Regions from separate parts of the Mus musculus genome. Here regions 2 and 3 are each linked to region 1. The links are chromatin loops, found by intact Hi-C in ENCODE. Cell type or tissue: heart. All regions are shown on one strand.

The links. A loop is a pair of places that touch in the nucleus more often than their neighbours do. Peaks named below come from ENCODE experiments on the same cell type or tissue, not always from the same donor. Only the 100,000 strongest peaks of a DNase experiment are listed, where the experiment ranks them.
Region 2: a loop joins it to region 1, with 2.8 times the contacts of the local background. A loop is called at or near these places in 1 of 42 quality-filtered maps.
Region 3: a loop joins it to region 1, with 2.5 times the contacts of the local background. A loop is called at or near these places in 1 of 42 quality-filtered maps.

Annotation. Positions count from the first base shown.
Region 1 is chr15:10,979,243-10,983,242 of GRCm38, forward strand. It overlaps C1qtnf3 (C1q and tumor necrosis factor related protein 3), which reads left to right. Exons shown (of 6, transcript NM_030888.4): 6 at 1-920. Amacr (alpha-methylacyl-CoA racemase) reads left to right here and starts at 2,514. Exons shown (of 5, transcript NM_008537.4): 1 at 2,514-2,811. The coding sequence starts at 2,568. It overlaps Gm34315 (a long non-coding RNA gene), which reads right to left and starts at 2,391. Exons shown (of 3, transcript XR_383838.4): 1 at 2,310-2,391. In heart, a CTCF peak has its summit at 2,278; a DNase peak (open chromatin) is centred at 2,499; H3K4me3 peaks cover 1,674 bases; H3K27ac peaks cover 1,561 bases.
Region 2 is chr15:10,581,520-10,585,519 of GRCm38, forward strand. Rai14 (retinoic acid induced 14) reads right to left here. Exons shown (of 18, transcript NM_001166408.1): 13 at 2,263-2,317. Among named protein-coding and RNA genes, the nearest start is that of Gm10389, 17 kb to the right of the region's middle. In heart, a CTCF peak has its summit at 2,063; no DNase peak of the experiment used is centred here.
Region 3 is chr15:11,063,037-11,067,036 of GRCm38, forward strand. It overlaps Adamts12 (a disintegrin-like and metallopeptidase (reprolysin type) with thrombospondin type 1 motif, 12), which reads left to right and starts at 1,737. Exons shown (of 24, transcript NM_175501.3): 1 at 1,737-2,121. The coding sequence starts at 1,995. In heart, no CTCF peak of the experiment used is centred here; DNase peaks (open chromatin) are centred at 1,645 and 2,245; H3K4me3 peaks cover 2,216 bases; H3K27ac peaks cover 3,017 bases.

The DNA.
Region 1 (4,000 bases):
AGTCTAAACTGGGAAATAGCATTTGGTTTAGTGGGTTTTATTCTTATACTCATTAATAAAATACATTTAGTCATTTCAGGTAACCTTCAGATAGGGCAATTATTTACAATGCTCACAAATAATTGGCTCCTCTTTTAAAACAAACAAACAACCCCATGTAGATAATATTGAGTTCTACTGGCTTAGACTTGCAGATATAAACTTTTCTCCCATCTGGCTTGCCACATCTTCTCTTTGCCATTGCATTCCTGGGGCTGTGGTAGAGCTCTCTTGACTCTGTACAACAAGCTGAGGTAAGATGAGGCTGATATAGTACAGAAGTTATCACATTTTTTTTAATTTGGGAATTATACCCAAATTTTTATATACACCGTGTTATATTGAATGGTCTGTAAACTTAATTAAATACAGGCAGACAAATGGATGCAAAGTAAAGTGTATTCCATTTATGAGATCCATAACAACATGTCTTAAATGTTTTCAATAAAAATGATATTATTTTCTCTATTATCATACTTGACTAATGTTCACAAATCAACTTTAATATGCCACAGTGTTATAGAAGGTGCTAGATGGTTTTTGCCTAGCTTTCCCCATCCCAGAATCTATAAAGAAAAAGGATTAAATTTGCCACCAAAACACCATTATGCTACCTGCTATAAGTTGACACAGATAGTAACATAATTTGGGGGCTGGAGAAGCGGTTCTGCGGTTAAGAACACTGGCTGTTTCCCAGAGGACTGACTTTTGCTGCCCAGCGTTCACGTGTCACCTTACAGCCATCTTGCCCTCAGATACAACACCCTCTTCTGGCCTCTGCAGGCACCAGGCATGCCTACACTGCACAGACACACATGCAGGCAAAAAACTCGTACCAATTACAAAATAAAATTTAAAAATTTAAAGCTTCTTACTTATTTAATCTTTTTGCTTTAGGAGGTTTTTTGTTTGCGTCTATATATTTTGTTATTGTTGTTGTCATTGTTGTTGTTGCTATTGATTTGGAACAGGGTCTCATGTAGCCCAGGCTAGCTTTGAAATTGCTGTATAGCCAAGGATGACCTGGGATTCCTGATGGCTCTTCTTCCACCCTCCAAGGGCTGGGATAACAGTTGTGTGCCACATGCCAAAAATTCCAGGCTTTATTACAAATAATGCACCATGAATATCCCTCATTTTAAAAATATCTGGACACAATTGCCTATGCATAATTCATATGATTGTTCCCCTGATTAGCTTTTAGAAGAGAATTTTGGCCAGAGAAAAGATCTGCAGTGTTGAGATCTCCTATCACACAGTCTGCTTTGCGGGGGGCTTCTGGATAACTCACTACTCTGGGAGGATTTGTAAAACATTATGCTGGCTAAGACTTGTGATTCATGTGTACATGATCCTGTATGTAAGCTTAAGTCATTCAAGCCACATCTGTACCACTGTTTTTTTGTTTTTGTTTGTTTTTTTTTTTTCAGAAAAATAGAAAGGCAGCAACCCTGATAAAATGTTAATGTCTCCATGTGGAAGTCAGCCATACCTTTCCATGAGATTTTTCCATTCCAGTTTATCAAAATGCAAAGGAAATAATAGGACAGAACAAGGCTGGAGCAAGGGTAGGCACTTGAGACAGCATCAGACAAGCAGAGAGCATTAGGGACCATGTGGAAGTTGTCTGCCTTTACCACGAGGCTGCTCATTCTGAGAGAGCACAGACCCCTTTCCCTGAAATATCTTAAAACTCAGTAGCTGGTTAAAAGTGTTTTGGCTACAACTATGTAGCATTTCGCCTTTGCTTTTATTATCTTCCTCACTTGTTAAGAATGGGTATGGGAGATTTCTAGCATTCAAGTCTGGCTCTATTCAGTTTCCTAGAGCTGCATCTGGCTACCTGCAAGCTCCCCCCATTACTAAGGGAAAAAGGACCTGTAAATGAGGATGGAATATTTGTGATTATTTTGTTGCATTTTAAAGGCTGAAAAAAGTTTCTAACTCAAAATTGTAACTGTCCGTAAAACTGACAGCTGACAAACCAAACTGACTTCTAAAACTCTCCCATTTAACCTGAGATGAATAATTCTGATATCCCAGACTCTTCTAAATGCTGGGATTATCCGCGTGCACAACACCGGCGTTTTAAGCGGTGCTGGACTCCGCGCACGGATTTAGCAACTGGTCTACACCCCTGGCCCTATGGGCATCTAGGAGAGGTTTCAAACAGTTGCAGGATGACAACTAGTTTTCAGGGCGGCGAGGGAGACACCCAGTGGTTGCCTTCTTACATTGATCTAAGGAGTTGAGTGCCTTTAATCACTTACTGGGGGGTGAGGGTAGCGATTCAGGTGGCTCGATGAAAGTGTCCGAAGAGGACTCGCACAACATGGGGTCAAGGACACAACTCATGACCTAAACCAAAGTTGAGCAGCTAAACCAACTGATCCAATGCTAGGGTGGGCAGGAAGTGCGCAAGCGCGCAGCCTTCCCGGACGGGGCGGGGCGAGGCGGGGTGCAGGGGGCGGGGCAGATAAACTGTGGCTCGGGCGCCGAGCCGCTCCGCTCTCACCCTAAGGCTGGCCATGGTGCTGCGTGGCGTCAGGGTTGTGGAGCTGGCAGGCCTGGCCCCGGGGCCGTTCTGCGGAATGGTCCTGGCGGACTTCGGCGCCGAGGTGGTGCGCGTGAACCGGCTGGGCTCCACGGGCGAGAATTTTCTGGCCCGAGGCAAGCGCTCGCTAGCGCTGGACCTGAAGCGCTCTCAGGGAGTCACGGTGTTGCGGCGCATGTGCGCACGCGCGGACGTGTTGCTGGAGCCCTTCCGCTGCGGTGAGCCCTGCGGTGCTGCGAGATGACATTCCCTCCTGCCCGATTTCTCCCAGCTTCTCTGACTCCTTCTTAAGACTTTTAATTTGCTTGATTCCCCCCCCCCCAGATTTGCCTTTATTATTTGGAGGTATTGAACCGTACGAGAATCTAGTGCAAGAGATAGACTGAAAAGCTTCACATAGGAATAGAGTCATTGACCCTTTGATATGTGATATACCCATGCTCTAAAGCCATTCACAGACCATGGTTAACCTTTCTCTAATTGCTGGTATTTCCAAGTTCCAGCTTCAAGATCACCTCATTTACTTTGGGCCATATGAAAACATTGTTTTAGTGCTCTGTAGACAAACGACCAATTTGTTAACAGTATCAGTTTTGAGCACTTGCATGCTTGGTGGCATGCACCTCCATCCGACTGTACATTGGTATTTGCAACTGTCACAAACCCTGAACCAAATCTGAAGGCATTCCTTCTGTATTAGCTCAGAGAATCCATTCCAACCAGCCCCTTACTAATATTGCCTGGTAGATACCAGGACGACAGTAAATTTGACAATAAGTGGGACGGGAGTGGGTGTCTAGGCATATTTATATTTAACTCTTTTAGTTCTCACAAGCATATCTGAGGACAGTACTGTAACATTTAAGATTATGTCACAATGTAAAAATGCTCCAATTGAAGATGAGGGTGGGTCAGTGTGATTAGTTTCTTCAGTTGACTCTTAATTCTGACAACTTTCACCAAAATCACAACAAACACTGTTAGTATCACTTGCAAGAGTGTGTTTTTGGTTTGCCCCGTAAAAGGAATTATTCCCATCTTTGATTCGTGCTCTCTTTAAAAACAAAACTGATAGGTTAGGGTTATTTTTCTGCGTGTGAAACGAGCCAGTTCAAGCCAGATTAGATTATATTAAAGGCAGGTTTATTGGGAAGCTCCTCTCTAGCAGTTCACTGGCCCTAAGGACCAGGGAAGTGTCCATGGGGAAAGGAAGGATAGGGAAGGAGAGAGAAAGAAAGGTCATAGGGGGGGGGGGAGGAAGAGGAAGAGGAGGAATGGGGAGCTTAAAATGTCTGGATTGTATAGAGAAGAGCCTCTTGGGGAAGAGCAGCCCAGGTCTGGGATGGAAAGTTCAGGGTTGGGGGCTGGAGCATATGCCAGGAAGGAACTGAGGGGTGCTGCGAGGAG
Region 2 (4,000 bases), 400 kb before region 1:
CTCTCTGAGTCCCTCTCTTCTCATGTCTGATACTAGGTGATGCTCTCTGAGTCCCTCTCTTCTCATGTCTGATACTAGGTGATGCTCTCTGAGTCCCTCTCTTCTCATGTCTGATACTAGGTGATGCTCTCTGAGTCCCTCTCTTCTCATGTCTGATACTAGGTGATGCTCTCTGAGTCCCTCTCTTCTCATGTCTGATACTAGGTGATGCTCTCTGAGTCCCTCTCTTCTCATGTCTGATACTAGGTGATGCTCTCTGAGTCCCTCAATTCTCATGTCTGATACTAGGTGATGCTCTCTGAGTCCCTCTCTTCTCATGTCTGATACTAGGTGATGCTCTCTGAGTCCCTCTCTTCTCATGTCTGATACTAGGAGATGCTCTCTGAGTCCCTCTCTTCTCATGTCTGGTACTAGGTGATGCTCTCTGAGTCCCTCTCTTCTCATGTCTGGTACTAGGTGATGCTCTCTGAGTCCCTCTCTTCTCATGTCTGATACTAGGTGATGCTCTCTGAGTTCCTCTCTTCTCATGTCTGATACTAGGTGATGCTCTCTGAGTCCCTCTCTTCTCATGTCTGATACTAGGTGATGCTCTCTGAGTCCCTCTCTTCTCATGTCTGATACTAGGTGATGCTCTCTGAGTCCCTCTCTTCTCATGTCTGATACTAGGTGATGCTCTCTGAGTCCCTCTCTTCTCATGTCTGGTACTAGGTGATGCTCTCTGAGTCCCTCTCTTCTCATGTCTGATACTAGGTGATGCTCTCTGAGTCCCTCTCTTCTCATGTCTGGTACTAGGTGATGCTCTCTGAGTCCCTCTGACATGAAGTCTGGGGGTGGGGGTGGGGTCTTCATTTTGGGGGAGATGAACTAACATAATGAGAGCCTGAGAACAATCCTAAGCAACTGAAATTGAAGTTTCTTCTACAATATAATAGATTCTTTTAAAAGTATCCAATGGAACATTTACTCAGTTACATTAATTAAGATTTGGAAAATTTAACTTTTTTTTAAAAATGTATTTAGTGTATGAGTATTCTGCTGCATATAAATCTGCAGGCCAGAAGAAGGCATCAGATCCCCTTACAGATGGTTGTGAGCCACCGTGTGGGAATTGAACTCAGGACTTCTGAAAGAACAGCCAGTACTCTAACTGTTGAACCATCTCACCAGCCCCAGAAAATTAAATTTCTAAAGTCCACAAATCCACACATTTATAGAACATACACTATAAGAAAGTGAATGTTGGAGAAAAGGGGACCTTGGAAATCCTATAGACTCATTTCAATAGAATTCTAAAGATATATTCTTTGCAACACAGTGGGTATAGGTATCTATCTGCATCTCCTTTAAAAGGGACTTCTTCATTTTTTTTTTTTTTTGTTTTTCTTTTTGAGAGAGGGTTTTACTATACAGCACAGGCTAGCCTCAGAATTGGGGTCCTAGGACAGATCTTTAAAAGGCACAATTGGACTAGAATGTAAATAAATAAGATGATTTTAAAAAAAGGCACCACTGACTAGCCCCTGTGTTGGTGAAGCCATTGCGACTGCATTTGACTTACTGGCACTTTCTTTACCTAAATGTACTTAGAGCCCACGGTGGGAATTAAAGTTAGCTAGTGGGAGCAGCAGGGCTATAGAGTCCCCTCTGTCTTGGTGATATACCTTGCTGCTTGGGTACAATGAGAGTGAGATGCTATAAGCCTGAGACCTGTGGCCTGCACCCCCAAACTGTAAATGCATAAGATGAAATACACAGGCTATAGCAATCTGATAGCTTATTTTTGACACACTAAATAACTAAGACTGAAAACAGGTCCAACAACTGCTGTGCATTTAGTGGGAGGTACAGTAACTGGTATCTGAACTTGTCTACAATCGTAAGGTGACAGGAAATTCTGAGTCCTCCGGGCACTGCTGCTACTCTGCCAACACTATTTACTGCCGCATTCTTAATTAGAGAAAATACTAATGGGAAGTGAGAACTGAAGATGGAATTTTTTTTTACACTCAAACTTAGTTCTTTAACATATAAACCCCTCCTAGTGGAGAAAGCACGCCTGTGCACTGCTGGCTTAGTTCTTTAACATATAAACCCCTCCTAGTGGAGAAAGCACGCCTGTGCGCTGCTGGCAGTCCTGGGACAGGCATGAGCTGGTTCTCATGACCTTACACAGAGGGCTTGACTGGACGCTGCTCTCCTTATGTAAACATGTAAGAAATTAAATGTGGTCAAAGGCAGGAAAGGCGATTTTCCTGTTCATACCTGCAGTACTGTCGCTCAGCCTGTCTTTGTTTTCTTGTATGGAGCTGATCTCAGCCTGTGTGTAGAAACACAAATGACAGTTAAGGAATTTTCCTGAATATCGTGCTCATTACACTTAAGTGTCACACTGACTACTCTCCTTGAGTCTGACCGCAGAAAGAAGGTCTCCTGGGAATCCACTAGTAAAATGATAGAAAATGTCACAACAGGAAAACAGGCAGTTAAAATATATGCAAATAAAAGAAAATACATGCAAGTAAGAGACAATTACTTATAAAAGTATAGTTTTGAAAATTTCAGAAATTGCAGAGGATATACTCTCAGAATATTTTTTTAGAAATTGTAGTTATATTTTAAATTATAGTTTATATAGCAGCCTTTTTTCTGGACTTTATCCTAAAACCTGAGATAGCAGAGTTTTGTTTTTTTTTTTTTTATAATATAGTTAAATAGAACTAGTATTTATGTGTGTCATGAATTGACTAATTAAGTATATTAAACATGATTTTTTTTACATCTATTACTTGTTAAATTTTCTGCTATTAATCCGTTTAAAGGACATAGTAATACGTAAGAGCTGTCTGGGAGGAAAACATTTTGTAAGGGAATAAAAATTTTCATGGTCTTGGACTGATGGTTAATGCCCTTAAGACTTTGTTTGTCCTTAAACTTTGTTAAATTACTGCAAGGTTCCTTGAACTCACTCAATACAACACCTTGCCAGAAATCCCTGTACTTCATCTAGGTGAGCTACAGTGTCAGGAACATACGGAGTTGGTCACTGGTAGCACAGTGGCTTATTTTTGACACTTGATAAAAGATGGCTGTCCCGCCCTTTTCTCTTCAGCTGTAAAAGATACGAACGGTGGCAAACTGCCTCAAATGACAGTTGACAATTTCATGAGATTATAGCAAATGATTATAGCACAGATAGCAGCACCATGGCAACCACAGATTTCCATCAGTCATCCCCAAGGTTTCCTTCTCACAGCCAATCCTTGCCTGCTCTGTCCCCAGGCGGCCAGGACTCCCCGATTTTCATTTTCTACAATGGACTGCCACACAGTAAGGGTATATGTGTAGCTGGTTTTTATTGTTATTATTGTTATTATTATTATTATTGACGGCTTTCTATGTCTGGTGCTGTTTATATGCCACACAGCTCATCCCTTCTGCACGTCATCATTGAGTGATACGCTTTCACACAGATATATCGTATTATCTGCATCCACTCAGTACTGATGGCAATTCAGCTTAGGCTACTGTGAATAAGACAGGGACATTTAAGTATCCAATTCTGTATGGACATTTTTTTTTCCTTTTGTTGGGAAAACACACAGGGCTGGATCATAGAGTAGGCACATGTTTAACTTGTAAAGGAATTGTGAAACATACAAAATAGCTAACATTTTACAATCCCACCTGGAGAAAACGACAGATGTACTTCGACTATATTGCATGCTCATCAACCTTTGGTCTCAGCCATTCTAAATTGGCACTTAAAGAAATCTTGCTTTGCTTTGTGTTGTTTAGGAGCCAGAGCCCACCTTACTGTTGAGAGTTACAATTCACGGTATTGCTGGCTGCAATGCATTGTGTCTCTCCAGCCACAATCTTACTAGATGACGTCAGAACGCTAATACAGGACCATGATTCCCTTGTGTTGCCTATATGAGTGTTCATCTCAAAAGTCTACTGATACGGCCTAAAGTAAAGGAAGTGGCAGTGTGCGGGAGTG
Region 3 (4,000 bases), 84 kb after region 1:
CAGCCCAGTGAATTCTGTTGCAGATCTTCAGAACTTAAGACAATAAATCTGTGTTGTTTTAAGACAGTAAGTTTGTAAATTTCCACTAGCAAAACACAGGAGCCAGTGTCCCTCAGAAAGTCTTGATAGCTATGTTTCCCAGTGTGGAGTCCTTTGGGCTTTCCATCTAGGGCCTTGCATTTTGGGTCCCTGGGGATGGTGTGGCTGCCCTGACCCAATGCAAGATCACCTAGTAGCCAGACATCTTGCTGAAGGTGTGTGATTGGCTGTCAGCCAAAGAGCCCTCCATACATGAGGCCAAATTCCTTCTGAATGGAATAAGGGCGGCGGGGGGGCTGGGGGGTGGGGGGTGTTTGTTTCAACCCAGAGGTAAAGAATTTTGGCTGGGTTATCCTGGATCATTCTCAAGATGCCTGGTAACTCCTGCTCTGTGACATTCTCTCAATGAGGAGAAAGTGAGTATCTGAATGGATACTCCAAACACACACACATACACACACACACACACACACACACACACACACACACCACACATACCACACACACATACACACCACACACACACACATACACACCACACACACATATACATACATACACACACACACACCACACACACACACCACACACACATACCACACACACATACACACACACATATACACACACACACCACACACACACCACACACACACATACACACATATACACACACACACCACACACATACACACACATACACACACACATACACACACACACACCACACACACACATACACACACACACATACACACACATACACACACACATACACACATACATACACATACACACCACACACACACATACACACACCACACACACATACATACACACACACCACACACATACACACACATACACACACACACACCACACACACACACATACACACCACACACACATACACACACACACTCATACACACACATATACACACACACACTCATACACACACACACACACACACACACACACACACACACACACACACACACACACTGCTGCAGCTGCCACTGCCTATGCTCAAGGCCTTCCCCTGTTGGGGCTGAAATCTTTCTGCATGTTGCTAGTGTGCTGCTGGTGGAGGTATTACAGAGAGAGGGTAGGATTTGAAAAGAAAGCAGGCACTGACCTATAGCCACAGAAGGCCTCTCAAGCATTTGATCCACGTACCCCTTCCTGCAGAGGAAGAGACTTGTCCAGGGTCAAGACAGCAGATTAGCTTGGATCATTTCCTGTGTGACTTGGCAAAGAGAAAAAAATTGCTTATTAGTTGTTAAGTGGAAATCTTAGCCTGCCCTGGAAGAAGAGCACAGAGGTTGCTAGAGGGTGGGGAGTCTTGACAGAATAGGGTACATTCAGGGTCTGGGAGGAGCTAAGAAGGATGCTGAGTAGGGTCCCCTCTGGCCCATAACTCACTATTTGTAAGTACATTTCATCCTGTGTAAAGGAGATGGGGGGGGGGGCGTGTTGTCCTAGGAGCCTCTGACGGCTCTTACTCTAGTTTCTTCCTGGCCAGCTGTCTAGGGTCTCCCCTATTTGGCCCGCATGCCCAGGCTCTGAGCCCGGAGGGAGGAGCTTGAGGGAGGAGGGCGTCCCCAAGGAAAATGTGTTAGCTGGCTGGAGGCCTGTCGGGTGGGGAAGCAGAGGGGTGGGGATCTGGGGTGGGCTGAGCCCCTTGGCTCTGACCCAGTCCATGCTCTGGCCCGCAGGAAGAAGAAGCTGTCAGCTCATTCACTCCCCTTTCAGGACAGGGAGAGAATAAAAGCTCTCTGGTCCCATCGGCTTCAAAAAGCCACTAGAGCCTCCTGGTCAGCTTGCGGGCCGCTCCCTTCCCATGCTTGGACCATGTTCTCGGGCGTCTTTCTGTGCGGACACAGGCGAGGACTGGATATCTGCAGCTGAGAGCTAAAACTTTTAAAACTTTTCTTCTCCCCAACAACTGAACCATGCCATGTGCTCGGGGGAGCTGGCTGGCCAAGCTCTCGATCGTGGCTCAGCTTATTAATTTTGGGGCTTTTTGCCACGGGAGACAAACTCAGCCCTGGCCGGTTCGCTTCCCAGACCCGAGGCAAGGTTAGTGGCTTTTCTTTATTTGTTTTTCTAACAGTGGAGTAGGACAGTGGAACTTGGTCTGTTCCCTTCCCCCACCAGGCAGGGCTGAACTCTAAGCCTTCTGGCCTGTCTAAGGAAAACTGCTGTGTGCTCAGGCTCGGATTTCCTTCTCTCCTAGGGCTTAAGGGTGCACACTCAGGGGTGACACCCTGCTTGGAAAGACCCAAGAGTACGCTCGCTCCCCGAGCCCCTCCCCTCCACTTTCCGCTTCCCCCCTTTGCAGACTGTGACATGGGAAATTATTTTTAATAAAGAGACCCAGCTGGTCACGGACAGTCATGGCAAATGTTTCCTTCATTTAAAACTTCATTTTAAGTCTGGAAGGTAGAAATTTTATTCTGGCCTCCTGCTGAGCACACTTGGCTGTGTTTTGGTTTCCTGGAAAGATTTAGGGTTTTGTTTTTTTCAAATGACATTCCTACTGGGGAGAAATTTGCCTCCTGGGGACTCCCGGTTGTCTGTCTTGCTTTGCAGAGTTCCAGGACAGCCAGGGCTACACAGAGAAACCCTGTCTCGAAAAAAAAAAAAAAAAAAGACTTTTCTCTGTCTAAATTTAGTGACGCATGCGTGTATTCTGAAAGAAAGCACTGGGAGACCGTGAAGATGGTTTATATTGGAATTCACTCCTCCTATTAGTATTGTTGTGGGGTCGTCATCATCTTCATCCGTAATGCCCAGGCCAAAGTGGTGCCGTTGCCTTTGTTTGTTTGTTTGTTTGAAATTGAACCTAGAAGAGTTTCATGTTCAGAGAGGACTACAACTTCAAGGTGTTGTCAGAGCAGGGGGGCTGGGAGGCTTGGAGAGATGGGGAGTGTATGAGCTCCGGGATGGCCTGCCAGCCCCTCCCACTACTGACAATGTCCTTCTGGGGTTCTGGTACTATGGCTACCATGCCTAGTTTACAAATGGGGACACTGGAACTTGGGGACCTTATGAGCTTAACTATGAAGCACATTCTTGAGCCAGGTATCCTACTTAAAATCATGCAGCCATAGAATGATAGCAATAGCAGGGATAATGTGCGCGCGCGCGCGCGCGCGCGCACACACACACACACACACACACACACACACACACACACTCACATGCATACACGCACTTGTCCACGTTTAAGGGATTGCTAGCAGTGTGTTTTGCCCACGCTGCAAAGTGAAATGCTGCCTAAGAATTCCTCTGCGGTGGCTTAGAGAGCAACCAGATGAAAATCCCTCTCTCCCTTTGCTTTACTTGGAAGCCAGAGTAGGCAAACACTGGGGTTAGATGTCAATCAGCCAGCACTTGTTTGTGTAAATGGTCCAGATACCATCTCAAGCCCCCAAGTTTAAAATAGCAGCTTTTGTTGTTCTTTGAAAAACAGTGCCTTTGTGAAAGGTCCCTGTTCTGGGGCAGCACAAACAAAGCCCACCAGCACTTCCCTGGGCATGCGGAGATGATTTCCTTCAAAGACACATTCTCCTGGGTGAGCTTTCCAGCTCTGCTTGCTTCGCATATTTGTAAGGGAAAATTCATCCTGGTGTACAGCAGACACTGCTGGGCCTGCCTTGTTGCTCTGGAAAGTGGGCTGTGACTCTTTTCCCTAGTGACCTTTGGGGGATATGCTGAGAGTAATTGATATTCAAAAGTAGCTTTAAAGTCCACTAAACTTATTAATCATGCAGATGTATTTCGATTTAAAAATGCCTTCAGTTTTTAAAAGCATTAATCTTTCCATCAGTCTTCATTAATACACTTACAAGTGGTTGATTCTTTAAGAGAAGAAGAAATTTCTCTGTGGATTTCCACTGAGGGGCAGGGGAGGGGAGGGAAGGGAGGGAAAGTGAGGAGAAGGGAGGGGAAGGAA